Regions from separate parts of the Homo sapiens genome. Here region 2 is linked to region 1. Evidence: chromatin loops called from intact Hi-C (ENCODE). Cell type or tissue: PC-3. All regions are shown on one strand.

The links. Hi-C counts contacts between places; a loop is a spot of excess contacts. Peaks named below come from ENCODE experiments on the same cell type or tissue, not always from the same donor. Only the 100,000 strongest peaks of a DNase experiment are listed, where the experiment ranks them.
Region 2: it touches region 1 in a loop (2.0-fold over the local background); 1 of 110 quality-filtered maps calls a loop at or near these places.

Annotation. Positions count from the first base shown.
Region 1 is chr14:60,803,390-60,808,389 of GRCh38, forward strand. MNAT1 (MNAT1 component of CDK activating kinase) reads left to right here. Exons shown (of 8, transcript NM_002431.4): 4 at 4,936-5,000. Among named protein-coding and RNA genes, the nearest start is that of MNAT1, 71 kb to the left of the region's middle. In PC-3, no CTCF peak of the experiment used is centred here; DNase peaks (open chromatin) are centred at 2,792 and 4,782; H3K27ac peaks cover 1,150 bases.
Region 2 is chr14:60,964,714-60,969,713 of GRCh38, forward strand. MNAT1 (MNAT1 component of CDK activating kinase) reads left to right here. Exons shown (of 8, transcript NM_002431.4): 8 at 3,516-5,000. The coding sequence ends at 3,636. Among named protein-coding and RNA genes, the nearest start is that of TRMT5, 14 kb to the right of the region's middle. In PC-3, no CTCF peak of the experiment used is centred here; no DNase peak of the experiment used is centred here; H3K27ac peaks cover 467 bases.

The DNA.
Region 1 (5,000 bases):
GCTGTACACACATTATCTCATAATTTTTGAAACTCTAAGAGACAGGCATTTTTATTCCTATTTTGCATCTGGAGAAGAGGCACAGAGAGCTTAAGTATTGTGCCCAAGACTGCATTGCTAGTAAAGAATGGAGCCAAATTGTAAATATAGGATTTTCTTACTTTCTGAGTCTAGAACATGGAGTTCTATGGAATTATTAGAGATGAGAGAAAAAAAGTAGTTTGGGGCCATATTTTGAAGGATATTAAAGACATTTGAACTCGATCTTATAGGTAGAAGGGTGCTGTTGAAGATAAACGTTTAAATCTGGAGTAAGAAAACTAGAATTATTAGGGTGCCTCAGAGGGTCAGTGTTTGAGGATTCATAAATTGGAGATTGAAGTAATTTTGTTGTATAAATTTCATTATGAATCTTTTGAATATGAATATAAAAATGAAAACATTATAATTTTAATAATAGCATCAAACATTTTCAATAGAAGGGGCACACATGAAGATGGACTTTCTTATGGCATTAACAATAGACTCTTTTCTGTGGTTATGACAATCTATACATAAAATTCTTGTTCCTTATGGCTCCAGAGATTATCTCAAAGGTTTATTCTTAGTTTCATAATGAACAGATTATTCTTTTGGTGCAAAACAGATTATTCTTTTGGTGCAGAGAATACTTATCTTAAAAGGGTGAGAAAGTCCTAAGGGCTTTAATTATAAATTCTGGATGTCAAAAAGACTTCAAAATTGTACGTGAATAACATTAAATCTTTCAGAAAATACAATAGGCTTTTTGTTTGCTTTTAATACTTGACTAAAGGCAGGTCAACATCTAAGCTAAACCAGTAAACAGATAAAGGGTCAAATGATTGTTATAGCAAATTAGCTTCTATTCCTTTTTCTTCACGGCTATTGTACCAACCTGATTCATTGGGTATGAATGAGACCTGCTTCATCTGAAAACTTTTAAAATAGTAATTCGCTTTTATGGTTCTTTTCTTACTTTTTAAAGGAAGAGACTTGTATTATCTGATTATGATTTGCATTTATTATTGCTGTTACCTTTGCTTCTAAATTAAAATCTGAAACAAATTATTTTACTTTTTTTGGAATTCATAAAGTTTTCTTTTTTAAATTTTTATTTATTCATTTATTTTTTAGAGATAGGGTCTCACTCTGTCTCCCAGGCTAAAGTGCAGTGGTACTATCATAGCTCGCTGTAGCTTGAAACTCCTGGGCTCAAATGATCCTCCTGCCTCTACCTCCCAAGTAGCTAGGACTACAGGTGTGTACCACCACACTTGGTTAATTTAATTTTAAAAGTTTTTAATTTTATTTTTTTGGTAGAGATGGGGCCTCATGTTGACCAGGCTGGTCTCAAACTCCTGGCCTCAAGTGATCCAGAACTCATAAAGTTTTTGATAAGCATAAAAGAAATTGCTTATATAAAAACAGATTAATTTCACTTAGGATTTAAGTTTGCCTATTTCTGGGCTCTATTTAATGGAAAAGTTAAAATCAGTAGTAAACTGTCTAGTTTGCTAATAAACAGTGTTTTTTAAACTGTTTTGAACATACTAGTAGAGCTCTACATGGGATATCAATTTGACCGCTTACTTTTCAGTAGATTCATACCATAAGAAACCAAGATAATTTAGTCCTGTCCTTTTGAACCTTCCTCCTTTGCCATGTTCAAATCAGTAATTATAAAGGTTATTTTAGTTAAATCTATAATTATAAAAGTAATTATAAATGTTGGGTATTAGTTTATTTTTTCTCTCATGATAATTCAACAAGTATTTCTTGAGCCCTTACCAGATGAGAAGTTTTTTCTTTTTTCTTTTTTTTTAAAAGTAGACTTTTTTTTAGTGAAGTTTCAGATTCACAGCAAAATTGAGCAAAAAGTATAGAGAATTCCTATATATCTCTTCCCTCTACATGTGCACAGTGCACAGCCTCCCCCATTATTAACATCCTGCACCAGAGTGGTACATTGTTACAATCAATGAACCTACATTGAGATATCATTATCACACAAAGTCTGTAGTTTACACTAGGATTCATTTTTGGTGCTGTATACCCTATGAGTTTTGACAAACGTATAATAATGTGTATCTACCATTATATCATACAGAGTCATTTTAACTGTCCTAAAAATCCTTTGTGTTTTTCTGTGTGTTTATTCCTCCCTACCCCAACCCCTGACAAACACTGTTCTTTTTAGTTTTTATAGTTTTGACTTTTCCAGAATGTTATATAGTTGGAATCATACAGTATGTAGCCTTTTCAGATTGGCTTCTTTCACTTAGCAATATGCATTTAAAGCTCCTCTGTGTCTTGGCTTTATAGCTGATTTCTTTTTAGTGCTGAATAATATTACATTTTTTTAAATCTGCTGAAGGATGTCTTGGTTGCTTCCAAGTTTTGGCAATGATTAATAAAGCTGCTGTTACCATTCATGTGTGGGTTTTTGTGTGAACATGTGTTTTCAATTCATTTGGATAAATACCTAGGTGCTTGATTGCCAGATTATATGATAGAGTATGTTTAGTTTTGTTAGAAACTAGGAAGCTGTCTTCCAAAGTGGCTATACCATTTCACATTCCCACCAGCAAGGAATGAGAGTCCCTGTTGCTCCAGATCTGCACCAGCATTTTATGTTGTCATTGGAGTTTTGCCATTCTAATAGGAGTGCCTTAGAAGTAGTGGAAGTGATAATAAAGATGAATCAGACCTAGAAACTGCCCTCAAGGAACATTCTAATAGGTCAGACAAGATGTGCACATTGAAAATAATTATACAGGGTAGGAAGTGGGTAAATGCCAGCAGAGCGATATTAGACAATGTATTGTAAGCATTCAGGGATGGAGAGATTGTAACTGCAAAGTGTCTCATAAGGAGGAGCTGGTCATTAAAATGGGTATAGAAGGGTGAGTCATATGTGGATATTCACTGTTGTTCTGGGTTGAGGTTGGTACTGAGATGAGCCCTATGGGTAGGGAACAGTTTAATCACAGGTATGGAAATGGGAAAGTGTAGGGGCATACAAATGCAGAGGACTGCTAGGTAGCAGTGGTTTTCAGGCATTGAGAGAAATGACACAACTAGTTTTGTAGGCATTGTAGATAAAAGTTCAGGTTTGGAATCAGATAGCCTAGGTTAATGGCTGGGCATGGTGGCTCACGCCAGTAATCCCAGCACTTTGGGAGGCCAACGCGGGTGGATCACTTGAGGCCAGGAGTTCAAGACCAGCCTGGCCAACATGGTGAAGCCCTGTCTCTACTGAAATATACAAAAATTAGCCAGGCATGGTGGTGCATGTCTGTAATCCAAGCTACTTGGGAGGCTGAGGTTGGATCTGGTAGATGTTGAGGATGGTGAGAGTTGTGAAAGATCATTGGATTTGGTTGCTTAGAGGATGGCCTATTAAATACAAGAGGTAGATTTTGAGTGGTTGGTAAAGATAGTGGAATCACCATTTTAACTAAGGATCAGAGGTAACTTTTTGAGAGTGCTGCTTGTCTGGAGCCTCCCTCTGACTGTTTTGTGTCAGGACTAGAGTGTGATTTATGAAGATTGTCCCACATTGCATCCTAGCCAGATTCCCTGACTTATTTTCTTTCCCACTTTATGTTAAAAAACTGGAGAAGTTGCTAGAGGATAATTGCTTCTCATTTTCTCTCAATTCTTCCAGATTTAAAATTGCGTATGATAAAACTGAATAGACTTTTGCCTTTATACCTAAATGAGCCTGGATTTTCAACAGTGATTATGATAAATTGATGTTCTGAAATAAGTTGGCCTTTTGAGAAGAAAAAAATGAAATTATAGATCAAACTGGTCATTTGAGTCTGTTTGATGGCTTTACTCAACAAAACAAGCAACTCTGTGTTGGTCCTCCGGTGTTACTTTTCAACTCTTATAAGCTATTAAAGGAAAGAGTGAGATGGGGAAGCAATCTGTAGAAACCCAAGGGATAGAGCAGAGTTATTTAGGGTAGATCCGTCTTGTTTGTAGGGCAAGAAGCAGGAAGCAGTGGTAAGTAATTGGAGAAGGGGTGGAAGGGCTAATAATGGATGTAGAAAGATTACAAGGGAAGCTAAAGGAGGCTTGAATTGAATTATGGAACAGGAGAGTCTTACTGATATGGATTCCTCCATATGAGTTTATATATAGCAAGAAGGTCTTTTTTTAATTGTTCAGAGTATTATAGTAACTTTGATTTACATATGGAAAATTAGAAGGGAATATGGCATTCATAATTCAAATTATTTTGAGTTGGAATTATAAAAAGAGAGTTGTAATTTACAGAAAATTTAGTAGTATCTAAACATGTCTCAGTGGTTCTCTTAAGAAATTCTTTTACTTTAAGTTTTGGTGCCAGTTTATCCTTTATTTTTCTTCTTAAGTTCCAACTCCTTTATTTCATACGTTTCTAGAGCTAGACTACAAGGGAAGTAATTCAAGCCTGTGTCTACTCATGTTGGAGACAATTGGAATGGGGATAAAACCTGTTTTTTGTTTGATATAAATTATAAAAATATATGATTTTTTAACTCTTTTTTTAAAATTCTGATTCTTGTAGTAGATTCCAGACTTACTCTTTATATTAAAAAAATTTAAACAATTTTTTTATGCTTTTAAAGCTAGAGAGGGGACTATAAAAATCAGATCTAAGCACATATCTTAGGTTTTCTGGAGTGATCCTGACATTTAGGTATTTTGTGCGAGTCAGACAGTCTGTCCTTGTGTTTGGCTTGGAAAACATGTTTGCCGTAACTAGAGCTAGTCTCTAAAATAGGTAGCTGATTAAAAGGTCACAAATAGAGCTATAAAGAATGACAACCTAACAAATGAGTCACTGTGGTATTTGTTTTTTATTGTCTACTCAAGATTTATATTAAAAATATTTTTCATGTCATCGTTTCCTTTCTAATGCAGTTTTCAACTTGACCAACAATGTGGATTTGGACAACACCAAAAAGAAAATGGAGATATACCAAAAG
Region 2 (5,000 bases), 160 kb after region 1:
ATAAAGGTATACATGAAATGATACTGACTTCTGCCAGAAACCCCAGGAATCCTGTTCAGTGATGTACTTGTAATGGTCATGAAAGAATAAAAACACAGATGTGGATTAAGGTAGAAAAGTACAGAAAACACTAAATTTTCATTGTGCTGTTTCAATGTGGCAGATTCTTTAAAATACTTCGACATGCTACAATAATTAAAGGTTTTAAGAACATTAAGATACTTAAAAAATAAAAGCCCACAATTGAATAACAAAAATGAACTTTGTTTTATTTTTTATTGGCATTAATGTAGGTTGCCGTGGTGAAAATAGTTTGAAATACTTCACAGTAACAGTTTTGTGCAGCCCTAGAGATCAAAAACAGCAAAGTAAATAAGCAGGACTCTCAACGACTCATACTCACAGACATGTTTAATGTAAATGATTGCTAGAAGGGAAGGGCATTTTCTTCAGTGCTATGCAAAGAAATTTTAATTGACTTGGTTTTGGCAGTGAGAATTGTACAACTTAGCATTAATAAGTCAAATTTAAAAATTTGCTCATTACTCTGGATTATGACTATGTTCAAGAAATACTATTTTCAAGCACTAATCATTTAGATAAAACTTTTTTTACACATTTATGGCATCAAGGAGTATGACTGTTTATAACATTTTACCTATAAAGCTGAACTGTTTTATATACTCTTTATGGAAACATGGCCATAAATTAAAAGATGCAACTGTTTTGAATATTTTACTGGTGGTCCTCTGTTTTCCTGCCAGCAGTGCAGCTGTTTCAGGTTTCTCAGGATAACATATAAAAAGCTGTATGCACACTGCAAGTTTATGCTCAAATTGCCAAGCCAGATATGGTATGACTCAACTTTCCCAGAAGCAAGCTGTACCAAAATGTGATGAATCAAAACAGTTAGTTGCACAGTGGTTTGTATTACAGCTATGAAAACCAATTCTCATTTATGATGTTTGGCTTTTCAAGGTTGACAAACATTCTACTGTGGTGCTTGAATTTTACCATAAGTGAACATCTATTGAAGCTAAGACTATGCTTTTCTTTTGAGGATCTGAGGAAAGGAAAGGGTGATACATTATCATCTGGTGTGCGGATAAAAATTAGCTGGAAACTTGTATCAGGAATGGAACATTTCATTTCCAAGTTACCTATAAAAATATTACTCACTTATTATTTGTATGATAGTTATTGAATTCCCTGTGAAGCCAGGTTAATTTTTAGACCTTTCTGAGGTAACTTAACATTTACTTCATTTCTCATGCATCAGAATCTTAACAGTTGATACTTTATTGTGTCTTGGAAAGTAATAAGCAGATAACTTTATGGCCATGGGGTAGGTGTGGTGAATCCCTATTTCAATCCTATGCGACCTAAGGTTCTATCAAGAGTTTAACAACGACTATTTTTCTTTTTTTTTTTTAAACAGGGTCTCACTCTGTTGCCCAGGCTGGAGTGCAGTGGTGCGATCTCCGCTCACTGCAACCTCTGCCTCATGGACTGAAGTGATTCTCTTGCCTCCCAAGTAGCTGGATTACAGGCACCTGCCACTGTGCCTGGCTACTTTTTCTATTTTTAGTAGAGACGGGGTTTCACCATGTTGGCCAGGCTGGTCTGAAACTCCTGTCCTCAGGTGATCCACCTGCCTCGGCTTCCCAGAGTGCTGGGCTCACAGGTGTGCGCCACCACACCCAGACAACAATGACTAATTAATAATAGTAGTCTCTAAAGTGGGATGTGTCCCATGAGGATATGTAAGATACAGTATATGGAGAAAATATTAAAACATTCATTCATTAATTTATTTAGAGATGGAGTCTCGCTGTGTCACCCAGGCTGGAGTGCAGTGGCGAAATCTCGGCTCACTGCAACCTCCACCTCCTGGGTTCAAGTGATTCTCCTGCCTCATCCTCCTGGGTAGCTGGGATTACAGGCATGTGCCACCACGCCCAGCCAAGTTTTTGTATTTTTAGTAGAGATGGGGTTTTGCCATATTGGCCAGGCTGGTCTTGAACTTCTGACTTCAGATGATCCGCCCACCTTGGCCTTCCAAAGTGCTGGGTTACAGGTGTGAGCCACTGTACCCAGCCAGAACTTTTATTTAAATATTTTTATTTCATCCTTTTTCTATTTATATTTTTATATTACACTGACTATATTAGTATCTTATGTATATAATTATATATAGTAACATATAGTACATTAGTATTCTACATAAAACATATCTGAGATATGTTTTATGGCTATAAAATACTATCAAAAATGTTTTTGTTTTTGTTCAATAAATATTCTCTTCTTCCTTCCGCTTTCCCCTTTCGCCCTTGGCAGAGAAGCAAATAATTGAGTTAAAACCTTGATTTGTGGCAATGTGAATAAATTATAGCTAATTCCAGGAACTTAGCTGCATCCTACCTTGACCCATTTTTTCTACTGGACTCTTATATTGCTCTATATGTTTTAGCTACACAGGTTTATTAAACATGGATACAGATGAAAAACAGACTTGTTATGTTAGAAGTTATAAGTTGCTCATGCATTAAGATTTTGACACACAGGAAGTTTGAATGAATGAGTGAAAAAGGTTCCAAGTTATTAAAATGTTCTGGTACCTGATTTATTCATTTGCCATACCAGTAATTCTAAGGTGGGTGAAGCTCCTTTACTTCCTGAAGAAACAAGTTAGTTTCTTAAACTAAGCATTAAAAGAAAGCTGGAATTATTTGTTTCCAGAAGTGTTAGTAGTCATGCTAAGTTGCCCTTCTTTGGCTAGATTGTCCAATGTTTTTTAGGCCTGTTTTGTCTATTTTTGTCAAGATATAAATGTTTAATTGCTTTAAAAAAACTGTGTGGTTGCAGAAAAAAATTGTACTGTTATATTGTTGAGATCAATGAGACTTTTCTGTATTTACTTTTTCAGACATTATTTTGAACTCAGGCTCAGTCTCAGAGATTTCTTCAACATGTAATTTTCTAATGTTTCCTTTCCTGCAAGGAATGAGACAATATATTCTTGGAATATTAAAGTACTTTTGAAGTAACTCATACGTTTTCTCCCCTCTTCCATTTGTTTAGCTATTGAGGGTTTGCTTTAAAACAAATTTATGTAGAAATATCAGTACTATAATAGTATTGTGATACTGTGTATTTCTTAAGCATATGCCAGGAAGGAGAGCATTAGTTAGGTGTCCAAAAAACAGCCAACAAAACAAATCAGCTCTGAAAATCGTGAAGCAGTGAATATTTTAGAATTATTTTTGAAACCTCTTTCAGAACTGTTTTTAGACCCCGTGGTAATTTGCTATGTAATTTAATACTAGTTTAGGCACTCCATGTACAGTTGGTATGTTTCCTTTTGAAAGATAATAATCTATTTATAATAAAAGTCTGAATATTTCAATCTCGGAATTCCTCTTTAAAACTTGAATCAGTTTTACTATTGCTTTTTAAAATGTTACCTATTTATATTTGCTTTGTATATCAATGCTACACTTCTTGTTTTGTTTTAGGTATTTAAACCATGTCAGAGCTGCCTCACCACAGGACCTTGCTGGAGGCTATACTTCTTCTCTTGCTTGTCACAGAGCACTACAGGATGCATTCAGTGGGCTTTTCTGGCAGCCCAGTTAACCATTTATAAGATTTGGACCTTGGAGCTGAACCAGGGAGCTAGCAAAAGTAAAGCAGACTTATAAAATTATAGCTATGTGCAGCTGCACAACACAGTCCTTCCACTAGCAGCTGTGTTAAAGTATTTATAAGGAGAAAATTTCAGAACTAAGTTGAGTAATATAGGGGATATATATTTGTGAAAAATAATTTTTACTTATATTTTTCAGAGGATTTGACACGATAAGCCTCATCTGATGGAAGAGAGGAATAAATAATTCACCTATATGTGTTTGAGGTTGTGACAGACTTATAAAATCTTTTTAAAAAATAAAGCTATAATTTATATTAAGTTCTGTGGTTTTTCTCTTATTACAGTGTTTTACTTGAACACATTTTAAATACCATTTTGATTACAACATTTACTGTTAATATCCAAGTCTATTATTTCTTCTCATAAAATGTTCCCCTTTTTCCTAATGTCTTGTTAATACTAGTCCAGACAAGTGGATATATTTCCTTTGACCAAGTTATGGCAAGAAAAACCTGACCCATGATAATGTCATTCCCTCAATACTAAGGACTCAATGCCTGTTTTAAGCAGTGGAAAATGAGGCAAACCTTGATCAAGGTGTTATAGTTCCCAGCTGTGAGCCACACTCAGGATAAAACAAAACCCAGCATTAACCTGCTTTAGTGACACATTCAAAGAAGTTAATAAAATTTAATACTTAAATGATACCTTTCACCTCCAATGTAAGCTCATTTTATGATGAATCCTTTGGAGACTGGAGAAGGTACATTTTAAGTACAGTTCCCTATGTATAAATTGTATACTGATACAGTTTTTTTGTTGAAACTTCAAAGGCTTTTATTACCAGGGTTTTGCTTAAAGAGTTTAGATATGAATAGGATGATATTGCAGCATCTCAACCTTGTATGAGTCTGTTACATAGAGCATTGGATATGGGATATAGTTTCTTAAGGAAATTAAGGGATTTCCTATCAAATCTCTATTACAACAGATGTTAGTTTTATGGGTAGAAACTTAGGTGAAACAAGACTTGTGGTTACATTAGGATGGACTATCCATCTGTAACAACTCCATCTTATTTTACTAAGCAGTTATTAATTAATTTTAGCAATACATCTTCATCTTTATTGTACTTCTATCTTTGTTAAATGAGAAAACCAAGGCATCAAATAATTGAGTAGACAAAGATCATATTCACAAGTTAGTAAAAAGCCAGAATTAGAATGCAGGTTTTTTTTTTCAAAGTCCAGTTCCATCTACATTCTACCAGACTGCATATCCTATTCCTGTATCTATTAGGTATTCCCGAACTGAGGATTAGTGTTTTTAAGTACAGTCTATAAATCTGTTC